Linked DNA regions of Homo sapiens: region 2 is linked to region 1. Evidence: chromatin contacts called from ENCODE Hi-C data. All regions are on one chromosome and are shown on one strand. Each heading gives the region's core, a stretch centred on a gene start or an enhancer-like site at or near the end of the contact. The rest is flanking DNA. Distances are from core to core; before and after follow the strand shown.

Evidence for each region. A loop is a pair of places that touch in the nucleus more often than their neighbours do. Pooled maps may share reads with other maps.
Region 2: a loop to region 1 is called in a pooled map, with 3 times the contacts of the local background. The contact joins two enhancer-like sites. A Hi-C loop is called at or near these places in 2 of 50 pooled maps.

Annotation. Positions count from the first base shown.
Region 1 is chr1:247,406,367-247,411,903 of GRCh38, forward strand. No RefSeq gene overlaps it. Among named protein-coding and RNA genes, the nearest start is that of NLRP3, 7.0 kb to the right of the region's middle. RefSeq lists enhancers at 3,991-4,040, 4,151-4,210. Within about 2 kb of position 3,630, at least 4 of the 41 ENCODE cell types and tissues checked have a DNase peak (open chromatin) inside an H3K27ac peak, as active enhancers do.
Region 2 is chr1:248,790,192-248,795,236 of GRCh38, forward strand. No RefSeq gene overlaps it. Among named protein-coding and RNA genes, the nearest start is that of SH3BP5L, 33 kb to the right of the region's middle. RefSeq lists a silencer at 3,384-3,473. Within about 2 kb of position 2,345, at least 2 of the 41 ENCODE cell types and tissues checked have a DNase peak (open chromatin) inside an H3K27ac peak, as active enhancers do.

The DNA of each region.
Region 1 (5,537 bases), core at 2,380-4,879:
ACGTCACATCATGAGAGCACCATGTCACGTCATGAGAGCGCTGCGTCACGTCATGAGAGCGCCATGTCACATCATGAGAGCGCCACGTCACATCATGAGAGCGCCACGTCACATCATGAGAGCGCCATGTCACGTCATGAGAGCACCATGTCACATCATGAGAGCACCACGCTACATCATGAGAGCACCACGTCACATCATGAGAGTGCCACGTCACATCAAGTACTTATGGTTTACAGGGGTTAGGCTATGGGCATCTTTGGGAGCCGTTATTGTGCCTGCTTTGTGGTATACCGTCATCACTCAGTGTTCTCCATTATCTTTCTGTCTGCCATATGCCTTTCCTCTTTTTGTTTTCTTCTCTGACATTATCTTTAATATTTTCCGTGATGGTTCTTTTAAAAAAATTGGTCACTGTTCTTGAAATAATGGAATTTTTCCTGGAGTAGCGCTGTTTTGGAGAGTAGTTGGGAGAAGGCCTAGCAAATATCCCCAAGGAGTCTGTGGATATCATTCAGGGGAGATCTGTGAGTTTGGATGGGAAGAATGTTCTCTTCTTTATTTTCTCTAATGAATGTGAGTGACACAGCCCATTAGTATCAGTAGGTCCTATACATTTTTCACATTAGAAATTAGATACCTTCATATTGTTACAGTTTTGCTGAAACGTCAGTTGCTGTCACCACTACTTTCAAATTATGCCAGTTATTAGGCCCGCTGCTAGATATGATTAATTGGTGCATAAATATTACAAACTTTAAAAATGTTTTACCATTCTCTTTGTCATCTCTGTGTTTTATTTCATGCACTCGAAGTCCTTGTTCTGATAAAGGATGTATCCGCGTCACCAGTCATCAGAGTGACAGCGAGGTTCGGGCACTGGAACAGTGCCAGGCCGAGGCCTGGGGACGTGCTGGCAGGGCAGGCAGCGTGAGTCCTGCCTCCTGCTTTCATCCTGTGCTCTCTGCTCCTCTTTGTGGGGTGTGGTCCTCTCCAGACTAACAGGAAGTCTCCTTGACTCACACCAAAACCTACATGTCACAGATTTGGGGTGATTTCACTTGCACTTCTCAGTGACTGGTGTCAGCATGGCTGAGGCTGGTCTTGACCTGCAGTTTCTCCCACACTGGGAACAGACAACCATTTGCTCTGGCAGATGCTCGTCCGTGTTTCCTCCCCACTTCCTGCTGTTGCTCACAGTGTCCAAAGAGGTTTTGGGGTTTGCCCGTGGACTTGACCTTGTGGTTCCAAAGAGAGCGGGGCTCAGGGTTGATGACTCCACTAGTTTGTGCTTCAGCCCTGGGAAAACCTTGATTCTCTTTGCCACCCCCAAGGTCTACAGAGGGTCTCCCTCATCCTGGCCCTCCTCTTCCCAGTCCCAGGTGCCAAGCACCTGGGGGTCAGTCCCCCACTGAGTGGTGTCTTCATAGAAGTGGAGATTCCTTTTCTGTTTCTCTTTCTTGTTGTTCGTAGTTGATTTTAGAAATGACACGGGGGCTAGAGCTTTCCCCCTGCCCTCTTTATCAGGAACTCTTTTTAGCTTTTTCTGTAACTTTTTAACAAATTGCTGATGTTATTTGCAAAAAACAGATGATACAGAATTGTGTGAAGCAGAAACTTCTTCTCCCAACTCAGTCACCTCTTTTCAGGGTGACCTCGGAGGCAAAAGTGGTATGTATTTTCCATTCTTTTCTCTATGCTTATAAATATATTTCAAGAATTCAGTCCATTTATTATTTATATTGGTATATCTGGTAAAGCGAAATACAGTTTCTTACTTTTAATAATCATATTGTTGCACAACCAATCTCCAGAATGCTTTCATCTTGCAAAAGTGAAACTCTGTACTCATGAAGCACTCATTCCCCATTCCTCTCTCCCCAATCCCCCCACCCTCTGTTTTTTTTTGTCCCTGGTTCTATTTTTTGTTTCTGTGAATTTGGTTACTGTAGAAACTTCCTATACATAGAATCGTACAGTGTGTGTCCCTTGGTGACTGGCCTGTCGCACTCAGCAAATGTCCTCAGGGTTTGTCCATGTTGCAGTGTGTGTCAGAATTTCCTTTCTCTTTAGACTATTCCGTGGTGTGTGTATAGCCCTTGTTGTTTTTCCATTCATCTGTTGCGGGAGACTGGGGTTGTCTCTACCTTTTGGCTCTTGGGCATAGCCACCTGTTATGGACAAGGAGCACTAAAATCACCGTTTTTGTTTTTTTTTTTTTTTCCTGCAGATAACTGACTGCTCTCAAATGTCCCTTATCTCTGATGAAGGAACTTGATTGTTTATTTTTTGATTATTTATTTGTTTAAAGGCAAGGTTGAAAGTCAGGTGCTGTGAATTCCAATTCCTCGAGTTTCCGGTGGGCGATATAAATGAGAGGTGTGGACGGAAAGTAGGAGGTAGTAGGGAGTGGTGAGGACTGTGGAAAACCTGAGTCCATGCTCAGTGGGGGCAGCCTGCACAAGCTCCTGGTGCCACGTTTGTTGAAGGGATGGTGGTTGACTTAGTTCTAGAATTCTAAGTTTTAAACAGAAACCTGAAATCTGACTAGTTTATGTAAAAGCCCTGATTTTACATCTTGGCAACAAACTTAGAAATGTAAGTATACTGTGAGACTGAGATTTTGTGTCTATACCTCACAATAAAGATGAATCAACTAAAAATGTATTCAAAAGAAGACAATATTTTTTAAAAGCACCGAAAATTGTGAAAAAGAAAAAAATGTAGGTGGGATTGAATTTATTCCCTCATATATGAAACTGTTTATATTTCAGCAATGAAATAAAATATAAGTGACTCAGTCACTGGTTTTTAGTCAAGCCATGTATGCCTCACAAAAATCATACTATTGGCTGGGCGTGGTGGCTCGCGCCTGTAATCCCAGCACTTTGGGAGGCCGAGGTGCGTGGATCACCTGAGGTCAGGAGTTGGAGACCAGCCTGACCAATATGGTGAAACCCCATCTCTACTAAAAATACAAAAATTAGCCGGGCGTGGTGGTGGGTGCCTGTAGTCCCAGCTACTCGGGAGGCTGAGGCAGGAGAATTGCTTGAATGCGGGAGGCAGAAATTACAGTGAGCCGAGATTGCGCCACTGCACTCCAGCATGGGCAATAGAGTGGACTCCGTCTCAAGTAAACAAACAAACAAATGAACAAAAAACAAAATCATACTATCTATTACTTTTGTAATGAAGAATACTTACCTGTTTTCCTTCTCTTTGTGAGTTTGCAATAAAGTCCTCTCGATTTGCTTTAACTTGGCATGTGTCTTTCAGAGATATTGGAGAGCACTGGGAGGCATTCCTTAAAGGTAGATGAGGCAAAGAACCAAGACAAGGGGCTCTGGCTCTAACACTCTTGGTGGGTTCTAGAGATCAGATTATGAACACAGGAAAAGGAGAAGATAAATGGGATGAAGAAGCCAATTCCAACATATTACATAGCATGCTTATATGAAGGACTTGGCTTTCGTAAAGTAAGAACTGACAGCTTTTTTCTTGATGGCCATCCACTTTTTAGTCTGTGTCTCAGAAAGTGTAGAGGTCGAGGAATCGGGGGCCCCTGGGACTCTTGGGTCATAGACACATTAGGAAAACCCACCTCAGCTGGGGAAGCTGACTCAGCGCCAGCACTCCAGGCCCCAGAGGAGCAGTCACCCCTGGAAAGAGGGAAGAGCAGCAGCAGCAACGGAAGGTCACGTCTCCTCACAAGAACTCACAAAGTCTCGCTAATGTTATGACTGTACTTTCTGAAACCCAATTTGTCTTTGTTCATACCTTTTCCCTTCCTGCTAGTCACATTTTTTCTGGTGAGAGAAAGTGAAATTGCCATTTTTAATATCAGCCAGTCACTTTCAGTTTGAAATGCAGTCTGTTTCTTGGTAACCTCAGATACTTTGGCACTCCCCACCTCCGATCTCTTCTGTTCTCTCTAGTAGGGGAGGATGTCTGGCTTCTGGGCTGATCTCTGCCTTTGCTGAGCACCCCTGAGATCATCCCACTTGGGCTTGTGTCTTAGTCCGTTTGTACTAACAAAACACCTGAGACTGGGTAATTTCTAAGGAGCAGAAATTTATTTCTTAGAGCTCTGGAGGCCGTGAGGTCCAGGATCAAGGCGCTGGCCTTGGTGCCCGGTGAGAAGTGCTCTCTGCTTCCAAGATGGTGCCTTGTTGCCATGTCCTCACATGGCCCATGGCAGATAGGCAAGAGAGAGCACCCCCTTGAACCCGGAGCCCTTTTACAAGTGTGTGAATCCCATTCATCACCCCACAAACTCAATCACCCCACAAACACCACACCCCTGAATACTATTGTATTGGGGGATTAAGTTCTTTTTAAATTTTTATTTATTTGCGTATTTTTATTTATTTATTTATTTGGAGACAGGATTTGGCTCTGTCACCCAGGCTGAAGTGCAGTGACACAATCTCAGTTCACTGCAAGCCTTGACTTCCTGGGTTCAGAAGATCCTCCCACCTCAGCCTCCCCAGTAGCTGGGGACCACAGGTGATTTCAACTTGAAATCATTCATGCAATTTTAGTTTGGAATTCAGTGCTGTGAGTTCCAGTCCACTTAAGTGAGCTTTGGGTATTTAATGGAAGCAATTATTTTTCTTAAATGTACAAGAGTAAATTATTATTATTTTTTTTTGCATGAATGATGTATGGAAAATCACCGCGTTTTACTTTTGTGAGTTGACTTATTTATTTGTGTTGATTTTGATATTCCCAAATCTGAAACAAAATTTTTTCAGAATGCATAATAACACACAGAGTATGGTGGTCTTTCATTGACAAGTTTTTATGTATGATTAGAGTATCTTTTCAAGATTCATAATCTGCATTTTTTTAATATAGGGTCTCACTCTGTCACCCAGGCTGGAGTGCAGTGGCACAGTCCTAGCTCACTGCAGCCTCAATTTCCTGGGCTCAAGCGATCCTCCCACCTCAGCGTCCTGAGTAGCTGGTACTACAGGCATGCACCACCACATCCGTCTATTTTTTAATTTTTTGTGGAGATGGGGTCTCACTATGTTGCCCAGGCTGCTCTTGGCCTCCTGGCTTCAAGTGATCCTCCTGCCTCAAACCTCCCAAAGCGTTGGGATTACAGGTGTGAGCCACTGAAACTGGCCTGACCTACAATTTGAATACTACTGTACAGTTTACATTTTGCTGTCAGGTATTATTTTATTTATTTTTTCCTCTCTACAATAATGTATTATAGATCAGGTCTTGTTTTATTTGAGCCTCACAGGAAAGCTGAGGTGAGGGTCGCAGGCAAGGAGTCGGACCACAGGAGTGGTCGCAGCATTCAGCGGAGAGTGAAGCAGCGAAGGCTGGAAACCTCATCTGCTTCTCGTGAACTTCCCACTGCCCCAAGTGACTGATGTCCTTACACAATTGCAGCCAGTTCGCCAGCTGCATGAGTGACAGTGGCATAATTGACGATTGCCAAAAACGGAAACAGCCCAACTGTCCTTTGCCTAGGGAATAGAAAACCAAATTGTGGCCTATCCAACCCATGAAATACTTAACTG
Region 2 (5,045 bases), core at 1,095-3,594, 1.4 Mb after region 1:
AAAGATACAAAAAATTAGCCGGGCATGGTGGTGCATGCCTGTAATCCCAGCTACTCGGGAGGCTGAGGCAGGAGAATCACTTGAACCCGGGAGGCGGAGGCTTCAGTGAGCCAAGATCACGCCACTGCACTCCAGCCTGGGCAACAGGGCAAGACACCATCTCAAAAAAAAAAAAAAAAGACGAGGGGTTATGAAGACCAAGATTTTTATCATACAGATCAAATCTCCAGGTAGGAGATTCTCAACAGAATGTAGATTTTCCCTACAAAAAAATAGCTGTACCAGGCCTTTTTAAAATATGTCAAAGATACATATTTTGGGGTAAAATAATTTGATTTCTTTCAGGGCCTGCTGTTATGTTGGTATGTTATTGCTATAAAGAGCTACTATGTCAGTCTTCAGGTCTCTGTTTTAATGTTAATGCTGGTCAGTTGTGCCTGAATTCCAAAGAGAGTACGTTATAATGAGGCATGTCCAACCTCCGCTTCCCATGATGGCCTGAACTAGTTTTTCAGGTTAACTTCAGGACGTCCTTATCCAAGAGGAGGGGTCTGTTCAGTTGGTTGGGGGCTTAGAATTTTATTTTTGGCTTACAGCTTTATAAACGGAAAAGGGCTCCGGGAAGCAGAAGAGAGAGCTAAAAGAGAATTGGTCATTTCAAAGTTAGTTTCCTTGTAAAAGTTAAAGCAAAGGGTACTTTCTCATCATGTCAGCTAAAATTGGCTTGTTTGAGGATCTATTACCTCTCTCTCTTGATTTCCTGGCAAGTCAGATAAACAGCTTAGTTTGAGCTTGGTATTGTGGACCTTCAGCATGAGTGACTTCACTTTGGTTTGGTCTATTGGGCTCAGTGGCAGGGGCTCAGTCTAAACCAATGGCCTCCTATAAATTTTATTCGATGGGAGTTAAATAAAGGGAATGTGTGTTAAATAAAGAGAACATGTGGAATGGCTCCAGTATCTCTGTCAACCCCAAGGCCTAGATGGCAGCAGAGCCTCACACTGGACAAGGCGAGAGATCAATAAAGGGTATTCAGACTGGACGGGCCTCTTCTGGTTAAAGAATGGCCCAGGGGCAAAGGTTTGTGTTGGGTCCTGAAACCTGAAAGAGAGGTTTAGACAGCCTTTTCTGAGCAATCTGCACACCCTCTTATCTTAGAATAGTTCATTTATTGGTGCCATGTGTTTAGCAGAACACAAACGGCTCCAAGACATATCCTTGGTATAGCTGATTTACAGAGGAGTTATTGGGAATTAACTGTCTGGAGCCATAGCTGTCGATATCAGCCCTCAGTATGACTTAACATCATCATCTGTGGATCTTTACACATATATCCGTGTCCAGTTTATCCTCAGAGATTCTGATCTAAGCTGCCAGGAGAGGGGCCTTAGCAACTTTATTATTTAAGTTGGGCCTGGAATGGTGAACGCATCGGTAAAATGGCAGATGTATAAGAAGTGCTCAGAAACGTGCCGAGCATTGTGTGGTCCAGCAGGGATCCCTGCAGGTGACTCTGCTCTTTCAGGGCAGCCATCATCCTTGCAACCTCCCAGGAAATGGCTCCTCAGGGGAACCAAGATCCATGCCCTGCACCCCGCCCAACTCAGCAAGATGGAAACTCTACTCTAGAGTGTTACAGCCAAGAACACACGGCTTCCTCTCCGCAGTGCTCCCAGTCAGGGGACAACTCAGCAAGATGGAAACTCTACTCTAGACTGTTACAGGCAAGAACACACGGCTTCCTCTCCGCAGTGCTCCCAGTCAGGGGACAACTCAGCAAGATGGAAACTCTACTCTAGACTGTTACAGCCAAGAACACACGGCTTCCTCTCCCCAGTGCTCCCAGTCAGGGGACAACTCAGCAAGATGGAAACTCTACTCTAGACTGTTACAGGCAAGAACACACGGCTTCCTCTCTGCAGTGCTCCCAGTCAGGGGACAACTCAGCAAGATGGAAACTCTACTCTAGACTATTATAGCCAAGAACACACAGCTTCCTCTCCCCAAAGCTCCCAGTCAGGGGACAAACTTCTGTCAACCTACATTGACAGAGAGGGAGACTCTCTAACGAAAATGATGTTTATTTAGGAATAGAATTGCAATGGGAATATATGTGCCATAGAAAACTATGTGTGTATTCAGGGAGGTAACAGAAGACAGTGGTTTTTAAAGGAAAAATAAGGAGGATTACATAATTGTTTTGAGATAACTGTCCTTGGCTATAAGAATCAAATAATAAAGGTGGTGCCAGTCTGAGGTTGGACAAGCAGTTGCTGGGCAGATGTCCTCGCAGAATTATATTTTTGTGTAAGGCTGTGATGGTCTTTGTGCAAGGCTGTGGTTTTTGCAGAGCTTTTTGTGATAGTTCCTGTTATCAGGCATTCGTGCGTGAGAACCCTCTGTTCACGGCCTTTTCTGGCTCTTTTTGTCGGAGCTTTGTTAACAAGGGACTTGTTTTGATTCTGATAACTTTCACACTTTCTGGAGCAGAAAGTTAGCATGTCTCATCCTACCCCCAGTTTCTTCCTACTGAAGATAATAAATTCCAGGTGAGTATGGCTGACAAGTGAAGACTCCCTTCTTCCTTGCCTCTCCTAGTCATGGGATACAGGCTCGACCTTGAGAATACTGCACATACTGCAAATACTGAGGCCCCAATCACCACTGCCCTAGTTCACTGGCAGCAGTCCCATGCCAATAAAGGCCAACCTGAGAAATTCTAGGGCTGCTGCACACCATTCTACCAAGTGCTCAGCTCCTAAAGTAGAGGCGTCACTCAGGAGAAGCATGCCATTTTCTCCAGAGCCATGGCTCAGAGATTTTACCCAGGGGCAGAAGCAGGCATAGAACAGAGAGCTCCAGCTTTCTACTCAAAGGAACAGACCTCACTTATAACTGAGTCTGAAGTTCAAGTCTAAGAGTCCTCTAAATATAGGGGGAATAAAACAGTGGCGGTTGCGGTGAAAGGCGATTGGGAAGCAATTAGTAGATTCATTGACGATTGCTATGGACTGAATGCTTGTGTTCCCCCAAAATTCATATGTTGAAATTATAACCCCCAATGTGATGATATTAGGAGATGGGGCCTTCGGAAGGTCATTAGATCATGAGGGTGGAGCCCTCATGAATGGAATTAGTGACCTTATAAAAGGGACCCCAGAGAGCTCTCTCACCTTCTTTCCACCATGTGAAGATACAATGAGAAGTCAACAGTCTGCAACCTGAAGAGGGCCTTCACCAGAACCTGACCATGCTGGCATCCTGATCTTGGACTTTCAGTGTCCAGAACCGTGAGAAATAAATTTCTTTTGTCTATAAGCCACCTAGTTTATAATATTTTGTAATAGCACACCAAGCTGACTAAGACAGAAATATAGGCTAAACTGTAGGCCGGCTGGTTTGCCAGAGAGAAACAAGACACCAGACAACTACAAAGAGCCCTCCTGGAGTCAGAACATGTTTCAGTGACTTTGGTAACTGTCCCTACAAAGGAGCCTGAATTTGATTAGCTAAGCCTATAGGGCAATGGATGCCCAGAGCATTGTTGAAAACAGCTGAGCAATCAGCCTGCAATTAGAGAGCTTAACAGCTGAGTAAGTTCAGGAATAGATAGTCAAAAAGAAATCTGCCAAAACCACCATCATCCCACAATGACTGTGGGCATACCAAAGGTTGTGTCCTGTGAGGAGCAACATTAGAGGCTTAGAGGCTTCCCACTGCAGGGGGTGGGGAAGAATGAGTGTGGTAGTGGGAGAATAGGCTTCAGGAAAATAATCCAGCTAATCACTACACAAATAAGCAGGCAAATAACAATAACAAGCCCACCTGAGGTGGCGGGCACACCCGGAGTTGCTTCAGTACGTGATCTAAAATGTCCAGTTTCCAACAAACGTTATGAGACATGCAAAGAAACAGAAAATATGGCCCATAAACTAAAGAAAAATCAGGAAACAGAAACTGCCTCTATGAATGATATATTAGTCAGGATTGTCCAGGAAAACAGAATCAACAGGATGTTTAGAGACAGAGAGAGAGAGAGAGAGAGAGAGAGAGAGGTTCATTTTAAAGGATTTCTTCATGCAGTTGTGGGGGCTTGGCAAGTTCAAATGTGCAGAGTAGGCTGGCAGGGCTGAAAATCCAGGGAAGACTTGTAATTTGAGTCCAAAGGCAGTCTTCTGGCAAAAGTCTTCCTTCTTCCAAGGAGGTTAGTCTTTTTCTATAAAGGCTTTCCACTGATTTGAGGAGGCCCACCCATATCATAATGGGTAATCTGCTGTACTCAGTCTACAGATTTAAATATTAGTCTCATCCAATATATAACTTCACAGAAATTTCTAGAATAATATTTGACAAAATATTTGGATACCGTGTGGCCTAAGTTGACACATAAAATTCACCTTCACAAGTTACCAGATGTCAGATTTAACAAAGTTTCATGGCTCACACCTGTAATCCCAACACTTTGGGGGGCCAAGGAGAGTGGATCACCTGAGGTCAGGAGTTCGAGAACAGTCTGGCCAACATGAAGAAACCCCGTCTCTATTAAAAATACAAAATTTAGCCAGGCGTGGTGGCCCATGCCTGTAATCCCAGCTACTCAGGAGACTGAAGCAGGAGAATTGCTTGAACCCAGGAGGCAGAGGTTGTGGTAAGCCGAGATCACACCATTGTACTCCAGCTTGGGAAAAGATTGCGAAACTCCATCTCAAAAAAAAAAAAAAAAGTCTTCAAAGTAGTTCAAAGAACTAAAGGAAACTTGATTAAACAACTAAAGGAAGGTATGATGATAATATCACATCAGATAGAGAATATCAATAGATAGAAATTATTTTTTAAATGTAAATTCTGGAGTTGAAAAGTACAATAGCTGAAATAAAAAATTTAGCAGAGTTCAACATTGGACTTGAATTTGCAGAAGAAAGAACAAACTTGAAGATTGACTGATAGAGATTTTACAATCTTAATAACTGGCAGAATAAAGGATATAAAAATGAACAGAGCAACAGGGGGGAAGTCCCAAAAGAAAAAAAGAGAGAGAGAAGGAA